2 separate regions of the Mus musculus genome follow, and region 1 is linked to region 2. The links are chromatin contacts, found by Hi-C or POLR2A ChIA-PET in ENCODE. All regions are on one chromosome and are shown on one strand. The core of a region is the stretch at or near the end of the contact, and the rest is flanking DNA. Distances in the headings are between cores, read along the strand shown.

Region 1 (4,777 bases), core at 2,181-4,680, 110 kb before region 2:
TAACCCACTTCCCTGGCTCACTTGAATACACAAGTTTGAGGCCAGCCTAGGCAACTTAGCAAGACCTTGTGTCAATAATAAATAAAAACAAATCACAGCTAGAAGACAGAACCAATACTCGAATCCCGAACTGCTCAACGCCAGTGCCCTGGGTTCATCCTTAGAGGGTCTGAATCACTGTGCCTGGCGTCAACAATCCTGACAGGTAACCCAGGTAGCTTCAGGGCTTCAATCAGCCAATTCTCTTTTTACCTTTAACCCAGGGAAATCGAGGCCACCCTCAGGGCTCAGGTAGCAAAGGACCGGGAAGGGTCAGATTTCAATCCGAAGCCTTTGGGAGATTTCGCAAATGACCAGGAGCCTAGGAGGAAACGCAACCCCTCTAGGCGCTCTGAGGCGTCGCCTGGCGCCATTGACCGGTTCCGCCGTCTGGGGGGAGGGGGGATGCGGGCGACCCCGCGCCGCAAGCTTCCCCCTCAACAAGGTCGACTGCTTCGGCTCGGCTTTGGCGGACGCACACCGTCGTCTCCGCGTCTCCGGGCCTCCCGAGGACTTTCACTTTCCCGAGTCGCCCAACCTCGCGGCCCCGCCCCCCACCCCGAATACCTGCGTAGCGGAGGACGCGCGAACCGGAAGTCGGCGGCAGAGCGGCGCTTCCCCCCCACCCCCTGGCCGGAAGCGGCTACGCAGGTGGAGACGGCGGCCTGTGCAAGCTCCGGACGCTCGGGAGGCCTAGGCTTGAGTCCCGTGAGCTTCGCGGCTGGGCCGGGTACCTGCGGCCACCTGCGGATCACAGGCCCGCGCGCTGGCGGCCGCCTGTCCCGGACGCAGGGTTAGCGAAGGGTTAAGGAGCGCTGCCCCCCCTCCCCGGAAAGTCCCCTAAATGACGTCGCAACCCGACAATTAGAACGAAAAAAAAAGAGTTTAATTATAGAGACGGCTGTGGGATCAGGGACAAACCTGGGCGGGCGGGTAAACAAGCCGGGAGCGCGCCGCCCGCGGAGCCCGCGCCTCGGGGAGCGGGGGAGGGGCGGCCCGGGGGATCTGGGAAGGCGTAGGAAATTCGAGGAATCACACCCCCCCTTTTGAGAAAAAAAAAAAAAACAACAAAATTATTTAAGCAGCTCGGGGTGTCCAAGACCGCTCGGTCGCCTCAGGGACAGCACCACCCAGCGAGGTCGCCCCTCCCCGGCCAGGGTTCCCCCCTGCAGCTGAGCTTCGCAAACACTCGGGAGTTTAGAGCAGCCCGGAGGGTGATGCGGACTGAAAAGCCGAAATAACTTCACATCAGGACTCCGTCTAACCTTGTGGGTTTTAACGCACCCTGCTCTGTCCTGAAATCTGGAACTCATTACCTCATCATCGAGAAACTGCACGAAATCCGCGGCACACACACCAACCCCCCCCTGGAGCTGGGGAGGGGAAGGAGCAAACATCCCTTTAAAAAGAAACCTACACACCCGAATGATTTAAATTAAGGTGGATGGAAGTTATTTCCCTTCCTGGCGCTTGCCAGATTTCAAGAAAAGATGAAAAATGAGAGCGGGGGAGGGAAGGCACAGCAGCAGCAGCAAAACCCGGGGCAGCAGCCGTGTTAAAAAATGGGGGGGGGGGGCATCAACTCAAGTCACTGGAGAGGAGTCAAGCAGAGACCCCGCGGGGAATTAACGTTAGGTTCGTGGGCTGCAGTAAAAGTCGTGTTTCGCAAAGTTGAAAGAAAAAAAATTGTTTCTAAAACAGTTGTGATTTGGAAGGTTTCCCTGGGTTTGCCCAGAGGCTGGCGATAAATAAAAGTTTTGTTTTTTTTTTTTTTCTTAAAGTGTGCGTGTGTGTAAGGGGTGGTGCGCCTCGAACGCTCTGCTCCGCCCGCTCCGTCCTTTCCAGAGAAACGTACTCGTAATGGGGTGACCTAATTACATCGCAATGGAACTCGCTGGTAGCCACTCGGAGCACCGGGTTTCATAACAGACCCGGCGGCCTCGAATGCTGGGAAGAAACGTGCGAGGCCTGGGCGGTGCGGCCCGCGATTTCCGCCCGGGTCTCCACTGCAGCACGCGAGCCGGTGCGGGTGGGAGGCAGCCAGACCTAATAGTAAATAAACACATAGTTCGTGGTTTTAAAGGGCGGTGTAATTCATTGAAGGCCACTGAGTTCCGTGGGTCTTATTGCTTGGTACCCCCAAACCGGGCATAGTGACAAGCCATATGTTCCGTTCGCGTGGGGGCGGGAGAGCAGCAAGAAGTGTCGCTTCCCCCACCTCTACCTTCCTTCTTACCAAAGTAACTTTTTCCCCCCTTGTTTTTAACATTCGGGGATGTGTGGAGGAGGCAGCCCGAATTCAAAGCGCGCGTGGAAAGTGACTTGTTGCTCTTTTATTTTCAGGGGGTGCCCTTGAAAGTCTGGACTTTTCTGCTGTAGCAAGTTTAAAGATCGGTTATGTGAACAAAGCGCCCCATCTAGGTCTGAAAGAATTCTGCCCAGGCAGTGGTGCCCCCACCATACCGGGAAAACGCAGGCTGCCGGCCCAGCACGCGTGGACCCCGCGCTGCGCGCAAAATCTTACTGCTCTCGCCCCCTCCAGCCTAGGCTCTCCTGGAGAAAAAGTTTTCTCTGGTCATCCCTACTTCTTTTGCTCACTGATGGGAAACAACAAACATAAAACTCTTGACTCGAACATTTGGGGTGCTCCGCATTCCTAAACTCCTCGCCCAGCTCATTTTGCGATGGGCAGCCGGGTGTGGACAGGGAAGTCAGGGGAAGGTAAGTCGTGCGGGCACTTGGAGAAGTTTCAAGGGACACTAGCTCAAGATGGAAACCGCAGCCCTGGCCCGCTCAAGACCAGCTCCAGCGCCTGCTAGGAAGAAAAAAAAAAAAAAAAAAGACAGGGGGGAGAGGGAGGGAGGAGGGGGGGGAGAGAGAGAGAGAGAGAGAGAGAGAGAGAGAGAGAGAGAGAGAGAGAGGAGAGTCGAGCCCGCCTTCCAACTCTTAAAAAAAAAAACCAACAAACACAACAACTCGAACTCCGAAGGGGGTGGAATGAGTGATGTCACAGAGCCGAGCAGCGAGGTTGACAAAGGGTGGGCGCCCCTCCCCCTCTGCCGGGCTCGGCCCAGGGGAGGGGCGCCCCCGGAGCCCGCGGACTCGAAACTTTTCCTCTTTAAGAAAAAAAAGTTTTGCGCCGCTCCGAGTGCTTTTTTTTTTTTTTTTTTTCCGCCTTCTTTCCTCGTCTCCCTCCCCCTTCTTCCTTTTGAAAGTTTCTTTCCTCCCCCTTTACCCCTCCCTCCCTCTTGACCGCATGGCTGATTCAACCTCAGTGTCAATCAACTTTTTTTCCGCCTCCTCTTCTTCATTTAAATACGTTTAAAGCTCCTCCTTCCACCCCCCCCAACCCACCAAATCTTATAAATTGGGCTTTGCGCGCCGCAGCCCGGGAGAGTCAGAAAGGCGAGGGGCGCCGGGAGCAGGCGTGTGGGACTCCTGACCGGAGAGCCGGAGGCTGCGCCTTCCCCGCACCGGGACCTTCACGACACACCAGATCCTAGTCCTTGCCCCGTGCGAACGCCCACGATGACCACCACCCTCGTGTCCGCCACCATTTTTGACTTGAGCGAAGTTTTATGCAAGGTAAAGCAGGGCGGAGCGTTGGCTTTTTGAAAGTTTCTCTTGTGCTCCAAGAAACTCTAAAAAGTTTGGGTCTCGGGGACGTGAAGGAGTTTCACTGCTTGCGTTTCCCTCCATGGTGAAGGAATTTGTTTATGTCCTCCTCGCACTTAAGTTTCAGGTCCCAGGTGGGGTTCTGTGAATCCGGGGAGCAAAGTTCTGGGCGACTGCTCCAGTTTGCGGGGCAAGGAGGTGCGGAAGAGTGGTTAGGTTTGGGACGAATTTTGAAGGATTCTTTTCTGCATGGTGCACCTCCGGAGCTGGGCTAAGCGGGTGGGCTCGGCTTCGCAGTGTGCGCCTTGGGTTTCCTGTACCCGCTGGAGATGTTCGAGGTTACCCAACACCTTTTGCTAGGGGTCTCTAGGAAAAGCGAGGTCTCAGGGCGGTATCTGACTGGGAGAATTTTCCTGTCTGTTTTGGGGAGCTAAGAGATAATGCGACGAAGAAAGAGGCCGACTTAAGGTTCAAAAAGATGTAGGCAAAGCGACTTTGTAGTGGAGTTTGTCCGCCCCAGCTGGGCTAGGTTCCCGCTGCGGGAGCTGGTCGATCGTGCTGCAAACTTGGGGCTGAAACTGTTTGCTTACCTGGGTTGTGAGGCACTACGGTTCGTTGACTAAGGAATAGGGGAACAAAATGCTGCCAGACCTCAAGTTCCCGCCAGTTAGGATTTAAGAGGGCCAAAATGGGGCAGTTTGCCAGTCAGGTTTTTGAAAAACAAAACAGAAAAAAACTTTTAAAACCGTAATGTTCCAGGAGTGCGATTGAAATAACTCCGTGAATGTTGTTAATTTTTTGCCCGCTCTACTTCCCCCAACCCCCCAATTTGAAAGGATGAAGCTGCTAGGCTACTTTTAATTGCTGAACTGTTTTTGCCTTCCCTTAAACACGTCGGGTCATGTTGCTCTCTTCCTAGCTCGCTGCTCCTGTCGGTGCAGCTGCCAAGGCCCCGGGGCTGCAGGGTTGGGGTGCAGGGCCGTGCTGGAGTTGAAGAGCAACATCAAAAACTTTGCATTTTCGGCTTCTTTCCCTCCCTGCGTTTTTCCAAGTCTGTTTGCCCTGGCGGCAGCCTGAGCTAGCCAACTCCATCCTGGGCCCCGCTGCCCCGCTCTTTGATCTA
Region 2 (5,139 bases), core at 2,173-4,672:
AAGATTGCCCTTAGTCACTACAGGAATTGATGCACGTTTAAGCTTGACCAGGTCTGGCTAGTATACAGCGCTGGTCAGCATGGTTGGGTGAACTGTGGATAAATATTTAGAGTTGCTTACAAACAGTGAGGAAAAAAAAAAAAAAAACCCAAACCCTAAACCAACCAACCAAACAAACAAAAAACCCAGCCTGCCCTGTAGAGAATGTTCTGGCCGTGGTTTGTAGCTGCGGCCTGTCTGAGATCGCATGGGAGACACTGTTCACAGTGCGAAGCCAGAGACTCCATGGCCAGGACGCTCTTAGATGGGGTTTGCACGGCTGTGTCCTGGCTGTCAGGCCCCACAGGAGATGAGCCTGATGATCTCATGGTTATTTTCCATCCCTTATGATCTATGGGACTTCCCTGATGCTTGTGTAGCTGTTTGTAATTTGTTCTTTGGCTAGTCCTTTTTACACGGCTCTGAAGGAAAACAGTGATTTCCGCATTTTTTTGGGTCATAAATGGCAGAGGATTTGGTCCCTCTCCTCGTAGATTTGCCTTGGGTTCTATTATCTGTCATGAAAGAAAGAGGCTTATGGAAAAAGGAAGTTCGTTTGACAAAGATTTATCTATTTTTATTTTTATGTGTATAGGTGCTTTACCTGCACGAATGTGTACCATGTACATGCAGTACTGACAGAGGCCAAAAGAGGGCGTTAGATTCCCCGGAACTGGAGTTACATATGGTTGTGAGCTGCCATGTGGGAGCTGGAAATTGCACTTGAGTCCTCTGTGCTTTTAACTACCCAGCCATCTCTCCAGAACCCCCCAAATAAAAGTCTTTATCAGGTGAACCTGGATTCTCTAGAACTTCTTGTCTAAGATGTGTTCATCTACCAATAAGGACTGTCCAGTGCCAATCCTAGCCCTGTGTCCCTGCGGGTCTCAGAAGACAGAATAGCTTCTGTCTCTGCCTAGAATTGTGAAAATTTCTGAAGAAGGTTTTGACGTAACGGCAAATGCCGTTTTTGAGGCAATAGAATCTTTCCACTCATTACAAACCACCCTTCTACAAAGCAGATTTTTAAATCCTTCCCTAGTATGAGTAAGGACTGAGAAACAACAGATGATTTCTGCTTTCATCCAAATTACATGGAAAGTTCCAGGGGCTCCAGGAGGGAAGGACAGGGAGGAGAACAAAAACAGAACATCGGGGTCTCAGGATGTCCAGCTCCAGTCCCAGCCTCTGGGACTCACCACTTCTGACATGTCATCGAGCCTATAAATACCGTTCTCATCACCTGCAGCTGCAAAGCTAACGTCGCTTAGCTTGCCTGGATCTGCATTTATGGTCTTGCTTGATTGCAGAGCACACAGTTCACCCAGCCACCTCCCTCCTTGGGTCTCTGTGGGATTCTAGGGCTATCAGGGGATTGCCTAGAATGGAAAACCCATTAAACTACTGCCCCCAAGAAGGAACTGCCCGGTCCCAGGCTCACAGCTTCATTTAACTTTTCCATAGTTCCTCATGACTCTGTATCCATTTGTTCCCTCAAAATCCATTTTGGATAATCAGTCAACTACGTAAGCACTGTCCAAGGTCTGACAGTGTTCAGAGCACTGTGGAGATGTCCCTGGGGCATACAAAAATACTTTAAGACAGGGTTGGAGATACAGAGACTCATTAGAAAGGCAAGGCCCTGTGCATCTGCATCAGAGGACAGATAGGGGTAGCCACTGATGTGGAAACAAAGTGTAGGGAGGAAGTAGCCAGGATGTGAGGCGGAGGGAAGAGGCAATGTATCTCCAGGCCTCTGGAAGGTTTGTTAGGGAGCGGGATGAGATGCCAGAGAGGACAGAGTTGGAAACTGGAAGATGGGTGACAGCAACAAAGTAGGCAGGGATAGTAGTCCCCCAGGTGTGTAAGCCTGTGAATGTGAATTCAGGTGGGCAGAAGAGAGGAGTAGCACACAGACTGGAGAGGTGAGACAACCATGCTATGGGAAGCTTTACATTTTTAAGGTCCTGTGTACAATCTCCTGCCCTTCCTTCCTTTTGCAAGAACTAGTTGTTTTATGTTTGTCATTGCATCTTTGCCCCATGTGCTGTTTTCTAGAATAAGACTGTGTTATGAGCATCTGACATTTGCTTCGGGAATCTTCCTTTTGTCTCCCTCCCTCCTCACAATGGCTCACCAAGTGTGGAAGTCTCCAAGGGTCCTTTGCCATCTCAGCGTGGGTGACTTGCCAGGTACCATGGGTGCCTCGTAGACAAGACAAGCTGGCTTTCTCTTGGCAGGGAGTTTCATTTTGCCAATGGAACCAGACTTGGAAGAAACCAGATCGAGTGTCTGAACTATGTCCCCATAGACTGCCATCTTGGGAGGGCCAGGGGCAGACGCCAGGAGCTGGCCAGCGTCAGGGTACAATCTGGTAGCCACAGAAGAGCTCTCATCCTTGGAGAGTCTGAGTGCGTACTGACACCTGTTTGGCTTGGCTGGTCCTGGCTGGTCGCGTTTCCAACAGAGATGAGCAGGAGATGGATGAGTGGCTGAGAGCCGGCAGTGGTGGGAAAGAAAAAAAAAATCAGTTCAGGGGTAGACATCCACGAGGCAAACCCTAGTTAGACTGGTTCGCTGGACGACGTGAACCAAGCTTTCTCGTAATCATTTGAAGCACGCCGATGGAAGACAAGGGTGGGATGAAACTTCACGGAGCTGTTTATTTTTTGCATAAAAGGAAGATTAAAAAGAGCAAATGGCTAGAAGGGCAATGGACAGGGTTTAGTGGATAAGAAGAAAATCCATTGCTGGGAATTATGTGGGCCTGGAGGTTTGTGGTCCGGGGGTTGGTGTATGTGGGGGAGCTATGGTAGTAGTTCTTGGGCCCTTTCTCTGTCTGGGCTCTTGGCTTACTGCTGCGAACATGGCTTCTGGAGACCAAGAGGCTTTGTGGCAGAGGTACGCCATAAAGACTTACTCCCACCAAGGTAGCTGCAGCAGGGGGGCTTGCCACGCCTCCCCGCCTGCCTTACAACCATGACTTTTTTACTCAGAGACTGTCCATCTGTCCAGCCACTCCGCCAAGCCCAGAAGCCCCATGCTGGCTTCCTTTGGAAGAGCCCCAGCTCCCAGGGTGACCTCGGTAACAGCCGGGTACACGGACGACTTCAATCCCAAACTTCCCGTTACCAGGAAGAGCTTGGCCCAGGCTGTGAAAGTTACAATAACACAGTGGCTGTTTCTGAGCAGGAGCCTTCTGTGAAGTCATCGGGATAGTTCTCTCAGCAGCGTGTCTAATTTTCCCTGGCTGCCTTTCTGGGAGCCGGGCACCCAACCCAATTTAGTCCCTCCACTTTGGCTCATTCCTAGACTTCCATGCCATAAATCTGAGCCCCCCTCAGTGCCTGATCCCACCAGCAGGCAGACAATTCAGAATTAGCCATCGTCATGGTTGTCTAAACTGACAGGCAGGGAAACTGAGGCACAGCAGGCTACAGGGCCCTGTCCCACCTCCCACAGTGACCCAGCAGCACGGGTTGCCAGCAAGGCCCAGGATTCTGGCTGGAACTTTAACTATGGAACTCTTATGGAGGGCTAGGGGCCATGTGAATGGTTTCAAAGCTTTTACTGGGCCTCATTTGGCTCCAGATCCCAGAACTGTGTGCAATTGGATTTTGATGGGAATGCTGTGGAGTAGGAAGTGTGTTTGTGTGTGTGTGTGTGTGTGTGTGTGTGTGTGTGTGTGTGTGTGTGTGTGTGTGAGAGAGAGAGAGAGAGAGAGAGAGAGAGAGAGAGAGAGAGAGAGAGAGAGAGTGGTGGGCTTGATGGTGCTGTTTGGAATCCTTTTATGCTTTCTTGCCTGGAACTTGACAAGCCTCAGAGTAGAGGAAAAAACCAGAAAACTCAAAAGCAATGGGGGTGAGAGAAGAATCCTCCCAAAGCCAGGGTGCAGGCTGTGGGCAAATGCCTTTCTTTCTTCACCCAGAACCCCTGCCCTCAGGCACAGTAGGCTAGCTGGCTGGGCTGGTTTGGCCAGTCCAAGCCAAGGTTGGACTTTTGATTGCAAACACTCTCTCTTGCAGCCCCAGGCCTCCTGGGCGTGGCCTAGTGCTCTGGAGAGGGGGTGTGGGGGAAGCAAGTGGGGCCTTTGGGTTTCAGACAATTTCTAGGAGTCTCAGGGGACCTACATATTTCCTATGTAAAGTCCAGTCTGTTTGAAATTAGACTTCTCTTTTTTTGCTTATTTCCGGAGAGATTAAAAATAGAGACTCAGGCTTAATCTGGGAGCCTCTGAGATCAACAGGGCCCTGTTTCCATGAGTATGAAAATACCAAGCAGTCTCACCCATGATCGCAGGTCATGCATAGCAGGCCGGGTGTGTGTGTGTGTGTGAAGGAGTTTTAAGTTGTGCTCATTCTCAACAGCTAAGATTCTGTTTCTAGACCACAGCAAGGACACCTTCTTTCTAATTTCAACTAGAATAGAAGAGATCAGCACTGTTGAGGGCCCCAAACCCTTGTTGTGCTTCAGGTTTCTTGATGAGCTCAAGTTGCAGGTCCTGCCCGTCCACACAACCATTCAGTTCATAGTATGTATGGGGGGCAAGGGGTGGGCATCCTCTCTCTTCTGAGGATGCTTTTCAGGTTTCCTAGCTGTTGGCTGATGATAGCAGGTCAAACCCTCTGATGGTGCTTGCTCAGGAAAAAAGTAGATAAAGAAATAGAGAAATCTAGGTTGGACATCCTGGCATAGGCCAATAATCATAGTATTCAGAGGATGAAGGTCAGAAGATAGGTAGTTGGAGGCTAGCCTGGGATACATAGTGAATTGAGGCTACCCTAATTGCATAGTAAGTCCCTGTCTCAAACCAAACAAACAGATGGATGGATAAAGAAATGTGGCATACACACACACAGTGGAATCTTGACTGAAAATCCATCCCCCCCCACACCCCTAAATACTATTATGTGAGTAAATACCAATATATACATATGAAAATGCCACAGCAAAATCCATTATTTTGTACAGTAACAAAAAATATTTAAAACACAAAATCAAAGCAAAACAGAGATCTACTTGGTTCTAATCTCTGAAGAACTTAGATGAACACACTAGGGAAAAGTAGGAGCCATTTGTGACCGTAGACTTTTTACTCCC

The links. A loop is a pair of places that touch in the nucleus more often than their neighbours do. ChIA-PET counts read pairs that join two places held with the same protein, here RNA polymerase II (POLR2A).
Region 1: a loop to region 2 is called in a map of heart, with 2.3 times the contacts of the local background. The contact joins the promoter of Zfp36l1 here to the enhancer-like site in region 2. A Hi-C loop is called at or near these places in 7 of 37 maps with a recorded cell type or tissue (adrenal gland, heart, left cerebral cortex and 1 more). POLR2A ChIA-PET finds 5 or more read pairs at or near these places in 3 of 5 experiments (all embryonic stem cell).

The regions. Positions count from the first base shown.
Region 1 is chr12:80,111,666-80,116,442 of GRCm38, reverse strand. It overlaps Zfp36l1 (zinc finger protein 36, C3H type-like 1), which reads left to right and starts at 3,430. Exons shown (of 2, transcript NM_007564.5): 1 at 3,430-3,624. The coding sequence starts at 3,568. It overlaps Gm52006, which reads left to right. Exons shown (of 3, transcript XM_030247048.1): 2 at 264-832; 3 at 1,821-2,863. The coding sequence ends at 1,900.
Region 2 is chr12:80,000,976-80,006,114 of GRCm38, reverse strand. No RefSeq gene overlaps it. Among named protein-coding and RNA genes, the nearest start is that of Gm36834, 16 kb to the left of the region's middle. Within about 2 kb of position 3,422, at least 2 of the 3 ENCODE cell types and tissues checked have a DNase peak (open chromatin) inside an H3K27ac peak, as active enhancers do; they include heart, where a contact is called at or near this core.